Regions from separate parts of the Homo sapiens genome. Here region 1 is linked to region 2. Evidence: chromatin loops called from intact Hi-C (ENCODE). Cell type or tissue: PC-9. All regions are shown on one strand. Links, peaks and the distances in the headings refer to the core of each region. The heading gives the core; the rest is flanking DNA. Region 1 overlaps PRIMPOL (primase and DNA directed polymerase). Region 2 overlaps LINC02365 (long intergenic non-protein coding RNA 2365).

The links. Hi-C counts contacts between places; a loop is a spot of excess contacts. Peaks named below come from ENCODE experiments on the same cell type or tissue, not always from the same donor. Only the 100,000 strongest peaks of a DNase experiment are listed, where the experiment ranks them.
Region 1: it touches region 2 in a loop (10-fold over the local background); 1 of 110 quality-filtered maps calls a loop at or near these places.

Annotation. Positions count from the first base shown.
Region 1 is chr4:184,685,981-184,691,360 of GRCh38, reverse strand. The region is part of intron 11 of PRIMPOL (primase and DNA directed polymerase); the gene reads right to left. Among named protein-coding and RNA genes, the nearest start is that of PRIMPOL, 39 kb to the right of the region's middle. RefSeq lists an enhancer at 1,988-3,187. In PC-9, for the core only: no CTCF peak of the experiment used is centred there; a DNase peak (open chromatin) is centred at 2,740; H3K27ac peaks cover 2,659 bases.
Region 2 is chr4:184,593,997-184,599,376 of GRCh38, reverse strand. All of the region lies in intron 1 of LINC02365 (long intergenic non-protein coding RNA 2365), which reads left to right. Among named protein-coding and RNA genes, the nearest start is that of LINC02365, 28 kb to the left of the region's middle. In PC-9, for the core only: no CTCF peak of the experiment used is centred there; a DNase peak (open chromatin) is centred at 2,446.

The DNA of each region.
Region 1 (5,380 bases), core at 264-5,263, 92 kb before region 2:
ACATACCAATCAAAACGGTGGTTGCCAAAAATCACACAAAATGAACTGCAGGGCAAAAAGTAGATACTGATGAAAGTTCCCCCAGGAAGATGTAACAATTCTCAACCTGTACTCACCAAATAATACAGCTGCAAAATATGTGAGCAAAAATGGACAGGACCACAATGATAAACAAATCTACCATAAATCAAGGTTTTTAAAAAACATACTCTCAGTAATTTATAGATCAAAGGATAACCACAAAAAAGGTCCAATAAGGATACAGAAAAAATGAATGACAAAAAGCAATTAAGAAGTTTGATCTAATAGGTAAATATGAAGCAGTTCTTTATAAAACCAATTCCATGCTAGCTATAAAGTGAATTTTATCAAATTTAAAATCATCACTTCATACAGAACACATCTGAGCATAAAGCAAATTTTAGAAATAAAACTAATAGAAATCCATAATTTGGAAATTAAGAACAACTTGAAACAACCAATGGTTCAAGGAAAAATAGTGGAAATTAGAAAACGCTTAGACCTGAGTGGACTGGAAGTGTACATATTAAAATATGTGAAATGCAGCTAAAGTCACCTTTAGAGGGTAATTTATAGTCTTAAAATCTTGTGTTATGAAAGAAGAATAGCTAAAGATACATGGATTAAGTGACTAACGTGGAAAACAACGAACTGAATAAAGAGACCAGCCTGGCCAACATAGTGAAACCCCGTCTATACTGAAAATACAAAAATTAGCTGGGCGTGGTGGGGGGCACCTGTAATCCCAGCTACTTGGGAGGCTGAGGCAGGAGAATCACTTGAACCTGGGAGGCGGAGGTTGCAGTGAGCCAAGCTGGTGCCACTGCTCTCCAGCCCGGGTGACAGTGTGAGACTCTGTCTCTAAATAAATAAATAAGTAAATAAATAAATAAAAGGCAGGCAGTCATAAAGAGACAAAAGTAAAAAGAATCAACGAGGCCTACATTTGAAGAAAATGAAATTAGGGTAAAATTGATTTAAAAATAAGGCAAAGACACAAATGTTATTAGAAATTAAATGCATCATATGTTTTTAAGAAAACAATATTGTGAACAACTTTTGCCAGTAACTTTGAAAGTTTTTGTAAAATAAAGTACTACATAAAAATAAACTAAGCAAACTTAAAAAGCAACAGAAAACCTAAACAATCCTATAATCACTAAAATTCTTAAAGATTTGATTAAATAGTTGAAAATGTTCCCACATTTTACAGAAAAGGAAATAAGATGGTTAACACTCCCCATGGCAGTAGGTGAGGTGTGGGATGGGGAGGTGGTAAGGGACCTGCACCCAGGAGCAAAAAAAGGCAGGTGACTTAGTCTAATCTTCCCTTAAACATTCTAGTAACAGGCCTCCCAATTAATGAGCTAATAATGCTGTGGCTCCCAAACTGTACAGGAAGGTGCCCCGGGCACTGCAGGATATTGAAATACTGCTAGAAAACACAGTGATACTTGACATTTCTTGAGCAATCTGAAAACTCCTTGCCTGCAGTTCACATGTGACTTCATTCCTTTCATTCATGCTCCATCTTTGTAGAGCTGGGCTTTGGGGTGTGGTTGTAATAGAAAGCACCATTAACATCAGGCCGGGCATGGTGGCTCGCGCCTGTAATCCCAGCACTTTGGGAGGCCGAGGTGGGTGGATCACAAGGTCAGGAGTTCGAGACCAGCCTGGCCAACATGGTGAAACCGCATCTCTAATAAAAATACAACAAAAATTAGCCAGGCGTGGCGGTGGGCACCTGTAATCCCAGCTACTCGGGGGGCTGAGGCAGGAGAATTGCTTGAAGCCAGGAGGCAGAGGTTGCAGTGAGCCGAGATTGCACCACTGCACTTCAGCCTGGGTGACAGAGCAAGACTCCATCTCAAAAAAAAAAAAAAAAAAAAAAAAGCACCATTAACATCAATGGAGAACAAGGTATGAGTTGGGGAGGGTGGGGTCTAATCTGATTCCAGGGTTTAAGAGTGCATACATAGGCCTGGTGAGGTGGTTCACACCTGTAATTCCAGCATTTTGGGAGGCTGAGGTGGGAGGATAGCTTGAAGGCTGGAGTTCAAGGCCAACCTGGGCAAGAGAGGGAGATCCCACCTACAAAAAATTTAAAAATTAACCAGCCATGGTGGCACACCTGTAGTCTAAACTACGTGAGAGGCTGAAGCAGGAAGATCGCTCAAGCCCAGGAGATCAAGGCTGCAGTGAGCTCCTGCACTCTGTCCTCAAGCCTGGGCCATCACACTGCACTCAAGCCTGGGCGACAGGGCGAGACCCTGTCTCAAAAAAATGAAAAAATGGAGAGTATACATCCCATTAATAAGTAATTGTATTTAAGAATGAAAAGTGGCTTTTTTTTTTAGTTTATGGATACTATTATTCAAACTGCTACTAAACTGTTCGGACATAAACACTTACCAAGTTGTTTGAAATTCATTACCAGAGCTCGGGTATTTCTGTCAGCCTCAGAGAAAATGTGAAGAAACAAAGACACCAGGGGAACCATGAACCAAGAAAATCGGGGAACGTCTGGACCAAACGCTAGGAGTTCAGTCCTTACCTACAGAATGCTCTTCGTAGGACGTTTCTGACTTTAGAACTGCATTTGGTAAAAAGTCTAGAATCAATGCATTATGAGGCATGCTTTCCGGAAATGTCACCCAGCTGTGCAACTTGAGTGTAAAATGCAGGTGATTCACAACCTCGGTGCTTCCTGCTGTGTGCATGGATTGCTCACGCCTGCCTCGGGTTTCCTCCTGAGTCAGAAAGAGCAGGAAGGGCCAGGGGAGCCGGGCCAGATGCCCCGGGCCTCACTCTGCCCCATTTGTGCCTTTTCATTCCTTGTATTCCTACATTATTAGTAAAGCTTGACACTGGGCAAGATTTCTGATCTGTGTGGATGTAATTTGATTATCCATCCTCAACTTCATTAGTAATCAGGGAAATTCCCAAGAAAACTACAATATTGTTTTACATCTGCCAGATGAGCAAAACCAATTTTTTAATCCTAACAATACTAAAGTGTTGGTGAGAATATGGAACAGTAGAAAAATCTCAAAACACTGCTGGCAGGACTATAAACTGGCACACCCATTTGGGAAAACAATTTATGATCTAGTAAAATTAATTATGTGCATATTCCACGACACAGCAAGTCCACTTTGAGAAACTCTAGCACATGTATACTAGGTGATATGTACAACACGGTTCCCACCTTCACGGTTTATAATAGCAACCCAAATGTCCACTGTGGGAAAACAGATAAACTGTGGCCTATTTATATTTATACACATGGCATGCTGCACAATAGTGACACAAATAAGCAACAGCTACATACTGCAACGTGGGTGAAAATCACAGATATGCTACCGCAAGGCAAGGGAGAGGATGCGATTCGAAAACAAGCAAAAGAAAACACTATATTGTTTATGGCCGGGCACGGTGGCTCATGCCTGTAATCCCAGCACTTTGGGAAGCCAAGGCAGGCAGATCACCTGAGGTCGGGAGTTCGAGACCAGCCAGACCAACATGCAGAAACCCCGTCTCTACTAAAAATACAAAAAATTAGCTGGGCATGGTGGCGCATGCCTGTAATCCCAGCTACTCGGGAGGCTGAGGCCGGAGAATTGCTTGAACCCGGGAGACAGAGGTTGCAGTGAGCCGAGATCGTGCGATTGCACCCCAGCCTGGGCGACAAGAGCAAAACTCTGTCTCAAAAAACAAAAGAAAAGAAAAAGAAAACAGTATATTGTTTAGAGATATGAACGTATATGGGAGAAATCATAAAAGCGAGGAAAAGATGAACACAAAATCGGGATACTGGCTACCATCTCTGAGGGCCAGGGAGAGAAGGAAATTGGGGTTGGGCCCACAGGTGCTTCTGAGGTTTGATCAGCTTCTGGTTGTTAAGGTGGGCGGCAGATACAACAGGTGGTCACTTTAGTCTTTAAAATGTGCGTATACAAGTGTGTTATCGGCTGGGTGCGGTGGCTCACACCTGTAATCCCAGCACTTTGGGAGGCCAAGGCGGGCAGATCACTTGAGGTCAGGAGTTTGAGACCAGCCCAGCCAACATAGTGAAACTCCGTCTCTACTAAAATTACAAAAATTAACCGGGCATGGTAGTACACACTTGTAATCCCAGCTACTTGAGAGGCTAAGGCAGGAGAATCACTTGAATCAAGGAAGCGGAGGTTGCAGTGAGCTGAGATCATGCCACTGCACTCCAGCCTGGGCAACGGAGTGAGATTCCATCTCAGAAAATAAAAAAAAGTGTGTTATCTATACTTTTGTATGTATGATATATTCCACGGTTAAAAAACAGAATAGATTATGGAGACATAATACAAGGTGTTATGATCACCATGTAATAATGATTTTTTGGTAAGTTAATACGCATAGAAAAAAGAACAGAAGAAACGTCAACTGATAGCTGCAGTTATGCCCTGGCTGTGGCACTGTATCTCCTTCGTGTTTTCTACGTTATAGCTTTGTGTATTGAGCATATAGTTTTTGCAAGCTTTTTTTAAACTGAATTAATCTAAGTATATCAAGTATGGCACTGAACCATGCTACCCAATGTGTTTCCAGCTTCCCAGCAAGAGCTTCCCGATCATTCCCCATGTCCAGCACACAGGCCGCATATGCTTGAGGATACGGGAGTTGCTTTGACATGAAATAAAAAACAGCAAAATTTCTCACCTCATAACTGATAACTACTGGGTATCTATTTATCTCTATTCTAATCACATCCTTTTATATTTTAAAGTTCTATTTCTGGCTTTACTTCATCCTTTACTTTCCCTCCTCTTCCCATGGGCGTTTTAAAGAAAATCTCTAAAACAGGGCCTGGCATATATAGCAAGCATTCAATAAATACTAGTTCCCTCAGTACCATGCTGTGTCTTGAACGAGTTAACACAATCCTAGCTCCAGCTCTTAACACTAACTGAGGAGATCCCTTCTTGCCCAAACCTGCGCACTTTCGACGTAGAGTCCATAAGGTGGCAAGGGCCAATGGCAACAGGAAGGACAGGCATGCTTCCCATCCTCACTGCTCCCTGCCCACAGCCTTCTCCCAGCCCTGCTCAACCCCACCTTTGTCCTCTCCACATATACTAAGGGGTTATCTTAGCAAAGAAAGTACACATAAAGCTGACATGCTAGAAGCAACGCAATAATCACAACATTTAAATTAAATATTATGTAATGCTAACCATATACAACAAATAGAAATTTAATACAACAGCTGAGTGCAGTGGCTCACACCTGTAATCCCAGGACTTTGGGAGGCTGAGGTGGGTGGATCACAAGGTCAGGAGTTCGAGACCAGCCTGGCCAACATGGTGAAACCTTGTCTCTACTA
Region 2 (5,380 bases), core at 145-5,144:
CTCCTCACCCCAGACTTGGCCCACAGTCTGGGTGCCCCTGGCCAGCCGTGACGCTGCACATATCTGCATTCCTAGCTCAGACACACCACCCAGAGACGTCCTTATCTGCAGACCGTGAGCTGAGGTCTCTCTTGGGGTCTCTCCTGAGACCACGCTGCTGGGGGCCATGAAGACATTTTTCATCACCCTGACTCAGCATTCAGTATTTTAACACCTCCAGCCCTCACCCTTCTCTTCCTCCCCAACAAACCTGCAAGAGCCTTTTGCTGGGGTTCCCTCAGTGGTGAGATGACCCCTATTGATCCATCTGACCTGCTCCTGGTGCTCTTCTGGGGGGAAAAATAAAATGTGGAGGAGGCAACACTCTTGCCACTTGCCTCTTGCTTATGTCACTGCAGGAGGTGATGAAAGCCTCACTTTCGTCTTGGTGTGCTGTTTTAATCCACCGCTTGGACACCGAGCCGCTCAGCTCTCTCCAGCTCAGCTGTTGACGGAGAGGAGGTTAATGCAATGTTATTTTCTAGTTGTAACTAAAAGGTCAGTATTAGAACTATTCCAGGAAAAGTAACCAAAGATACAACCTGCAAGGAAAAGCCTGAGGCAGCCGCCACTGTCCTCTGCAGTGTTCCAGTGCCACTGCCTCCCTGATAAATGTGTCAGTCACATCACCTTCAGCTCAAGCACATCCTTGTTTGTCAACAAGCAGCATTTGTCTAAAGTTTCAGCAAGGACACAGCTTTAGTTTCCAAATAGTCAATATGAATAATTTTTTCAAAAAATCACACCTGAAGTCTTCAAAATGAGCTTTTTCTCTAGCTAAAGTTAGCAATTTATCAGTGCTAACTTATGCTAGATAATTTCTTGGGCAATGATACGTTCCAGAAAGAGGCAAATATCACAGATGAGAGAGAAAGCAATGCTTTCTATTTCTTAGATTGCTTTGAAATAGGATTGTGTATATAAAGAGACTAAGCTGCCATTTGACCATGAGTTTGCTGTAGACCTCCTTGAACCCAAGTGTAAGAACCATGTCCTGTGAGGAAGGAGAGGGCTGATGGGGCTGCACAGAGGGGTGTGCCGGCAAAGGCTGGCAGGGCCAGGAGGGGCAGTGGGCTGACTCGGCGTGTGTATGCTTATGTATGTGCACGTGTGCATGCGTTTGCACATGCCTGGGTGTACACTCACTCAAAGGTTCCGTTCAGCCCACCTATTTTCAGGATTCTAGTCCATCAGGGGTAAAAAAGTAAGGCAATCAGAGGTTTTTATCCCCTTAAATTTATGTCATTAGTGGAAGAAAGAATGGATATTTGTTTACTCATTAAAAAGTGTAGACAGGGCCAGGTGCGGTGGCTCACGCCTGTAATCCCAGCACTTTGGGAGGCCGAGGCAGGTGGATTACCTGAGGTCAGGAGTTCGAGACCAGCCTGGCCAACATGGTGAAACCCCGTCTCTACTAAAAAGATACAAAAATGAGCCAGCCACGGTGGTGGGCTCCTGTAATCTCAGCTACTCAGGAGGCTGAGGCAGGAAAATTGCTTGAACCTGGGAGGCAGAGCTTGCAGTGAGCCAAGATCACACCATTGCACTCTAGCCTGGGCAACAAGAGTGAAACTCCGTCTCAAGAAAAAAAAAAAAGTGTAGACAGTGGCTGGGCGCAGTGGCTCATGCCTGTAATCCCAGCATTTTGGGAAGCCAAGGCGGGCAGATTGCCTGAGGTCAGGAGTTTGAGACTAGCCTGGCCAACATGGTAAAACCCTGTCCCTAATAAAAATACAAAAAAATAGCAAGGCATGGTGGCGGGCACCTGTAATCCCAGCTACTTGGGAGGCTAAGGCAGAAGAATCGCTTGAACCCAGTAGGCGGAAGTTGCAGTGAGCCAAGATCGCATCACTATACTCCAGCCTGGGCAACAAGAGCGAAACTCTGTCTCAAAAAAAAAAAAAAAAAAAGTGTAGACTTATAAGTGCTTAATAAATGAAAGCTATTATTATTATTATTGCTACTATTCTCCAAAGTATAATGGGATATTTACCCCTATCTTACACAGATCAAATGAGAGGAGCATCTTGCCTTGGACTTGGCAACTCATATTTTCTTCCTTCACCTATCAAGGTAGACTCAGTCTCATAATATGATGGGATAGTTTTGAAAAGATTATCAAAGGCAAGGAGCTCCCAGCCAGTCCCCAGCATTATTCCTGAAGGGAAGCAGCACGGTTTCCTGCATTACCAAACTTGTCCATTCTTGGCAGCAAATGGCCCAAAAAGCAGCGTCTAAGATCTTTATAGGTTATCTCTGCTCTTCAGGGGGTGATACATTCCTTGCATGGTAAGCATACATTTCTCAATCCACCAACTCCAGCATCCCAGAAATTTAATTTTCTCTGTTTAAGTCAAGTTACCTGAGCCTTATTAGCGGAAAACTTGTCAGTCAGGTCAAGCTCAGTCCATTCAGAGTGGACTCAGCTCTGAGGCCCACACCAGTGACTCACTCCAGTGCTCCTGTCACCAGGTCCTCTCCCTCTCCTGCTTGGAGCATATTTACCGAGGCAGGCTGGGCAGGGGTGGGTAGAATTGGGTCTGTGTTATCTTTCTGTGTCACACCTGGTTGTTAAACATGAAACCCAATAACTGAATGCCCTTGTCCTCTAGTTCTGCTGAGATAGTTCTCCTGGGGGCCAAGAAGGTCTCGTGCCTAAAAGCCAAATTGGCAGTGTGGGAGTAGGAAGTAGAGTAGAAGGAAGAGGGCATGCAGATGATGAGGGCATGTCAGCTAACATCTCCTAATATCGTTTTGCTACACATGCTTATCATAGTACTTACTCTTCTCCATGCAAAGCACTTTATAAACATCATCTCCCTTAATTCTCACATGATTCTTATGAACTATTATTAGCCCAATTTTATAACTGAGGAAATGAATGCTCAGAGGTTAAAGAGCATGCCTAAGGTCACCCAGCAGGAAGAGGTGGAGCTGGAACATGAATCCAGATGTTTCTGGTTCCCATTGCTTTCCTCTTTTCACTAGTCCCCCACTACACGATTCCCCAAAAGGACACTAAATTAAAAACAAGCCAAAGCGTGTGCTAGGGTCTAGCAGACAGCAGACGCCTGTAAAACAGCCTGAGAGTACAACTCACACCCAGTCCTTAGAGTTCCCGCCTTGTGAGCAGCCCGTGTAGGGAGCATCAGCCAAGCAGATAGAAGGTCAGAAAGGATTGGGCCCCAGAATGGCCCTTCCTTTAGAGTAGCTGGACAAAAGAGCAGAAGAGCAGATGATCTCTGGTCCTTACGAAGCATCTGAATCAATGTCAGGGACCTCGTCTTTTCCCTTCCCTCCCCTCCCCTTTTCTTTTGAGACAGGGTCTCGCTCTTTTGCCCAGGCTGGAGTGCAGTGGTGCTATCTCGGCTCACTGCAACCTCCGCCTCCCGGGTTCAAGCAGTTCTCCCACCTCAGCCTCCCAAGGAGCTGGGGTTATAGGTGCACGCCACCACACCCCACTAATTTTTTGTATTTTTAGTAGAGACAGGGTCTCACCATGTTGGCCAGACTGGTCTCAAACTCCTGACCTCAAGTGATCCGCCCACCTTGGCCTCCCAAAGTGCTGGGATTACAGGAGTGAGCCACCATGCCCAGCCGAGACCCTGTTTTCCAATGGCTGCCTTCAAGATGGCCAGAGAACTACATGTCAATACACCTTTTAAATAAACCAACTTGAAGGAGAGCCAAAGAGGAGTAAGTTCAAGAGATTTATTGTGCAATATCGTAACTATAGTTAATAATAATGTATTGTGTTCTTAAAAATTGCTATGACAGTATATTTTAAGTGTTCCTACCACAAAAAATTTTACATATGTGAAGTAATACATATGTTAATTAGCTCAATCGAACCATTCCATGACGTATATATATTTCAAAACCATATGTTTGAAAACATATTGTGTGCATGATAAATAGGTAAAGTTTTTATTACTAAATTTTACTAGAACTTAAAAATAAATGAATTAAAAGGAAGTTAACCTAGTCCCAGGACAGAGTGGGAAAGCTATTGTCTTAATTTGCTTTGTGTTGCTGTAACAGAATACTTAACACTGGGTAATTTAAAAAGAAAAGAAATTGGCCGGATATGGTGGCTCATGCCTGTAATCCCAGCACTTTGGGAGGCTGAGGCAGGTGGATCATCTGAGGTCAGGAGTTCAAGACCAGCCTGGCCAACATGGTGAAACCCCATCTCTACTAAAAATACAAAAATTAGCCAGGCATGGTGGTGGGCACCTGTAATCTCAGCTACTCGGGAGGCTGACACAGGAGAATTGCTGGAACCCAGGAAGCAGAGGTTGCAGTGAGCTGAGATTGCGCCATTGCACTCCAGCTTGGGCAACAACAGCGAGACTCCATCTCAAAAAAAAGAAAAGAATTTGGCTCACAATTCTGGAGGCTAGGAAGTCCAAGGCTGAGCAGCACATCTAGTGAGGGCCTCATGCCGTTCAACTCATGGAGTGGGAAAAGAGACAGGCATGAGAGGTGGAGCTCACTTTATAACAATCTGCCTCTCAGAAACAAATTCAGTCCCGCAAGAGTGAAAACTCACTTATTCCCAAGAGAGGGCGTTATCTATTCATGAGGGATCTACCCCCTAACCCAAACACCTCCCCACTTCCCAACACCACCACCTTGGGAATCAACTTTCAATATGAGCTTCAGCTGGGACATACTCGAACCATGGCACTAAATAACAACCTTAAACCACATGGGTTTGAACTGCACGGGTCCACTTATACATGGATTTTCTTCTCCCTCTGCCACCCCCGAGACAGCAAGACCATTCCCTCATCTTCCTTCTCCTCCTCACCCTACTCAATATGAAGATGACAAGGATGAAGACATTTCAGATGATCGACTTCCACTTAATGAAGAGTAAACATATTTTCTCTTTCTTATGATTTTCTTAATAGTTTCTTTTCTCTAGCTTACATTATTGTAAGAATATAGCATATAATATGTATAACAAAAAATATGGGTTAATCAATGGTTTATGTTCTCAGTAAGGCTTCTAGTCAACAGTAGGCTATTAAAGTTTGGGGAGTCAAAAAGTTATATGTGGATTTTGGCTGGGCACGATGGCTCACACCTGTAATCCATGCACTTTGGGAGGCCGAGGCAGGCGGATCACCGAAGGTTGGGAGTTCGAGACCAGCCTGACCAACCTGGAGAAACCCTGTCTCTACTAAAAATACCAAATTACCCGGGTGTGGTGGCGCATGCCTGTAATCCCAGCTACTTGGGAGGCTGAGGCAGGAGAATCACTTGAAACTGGGAGACAGAGGTTGCAGTGAGCCGAGATCGTGGCATTGCACTCCAGCCTAGGCAACAAGAGCAA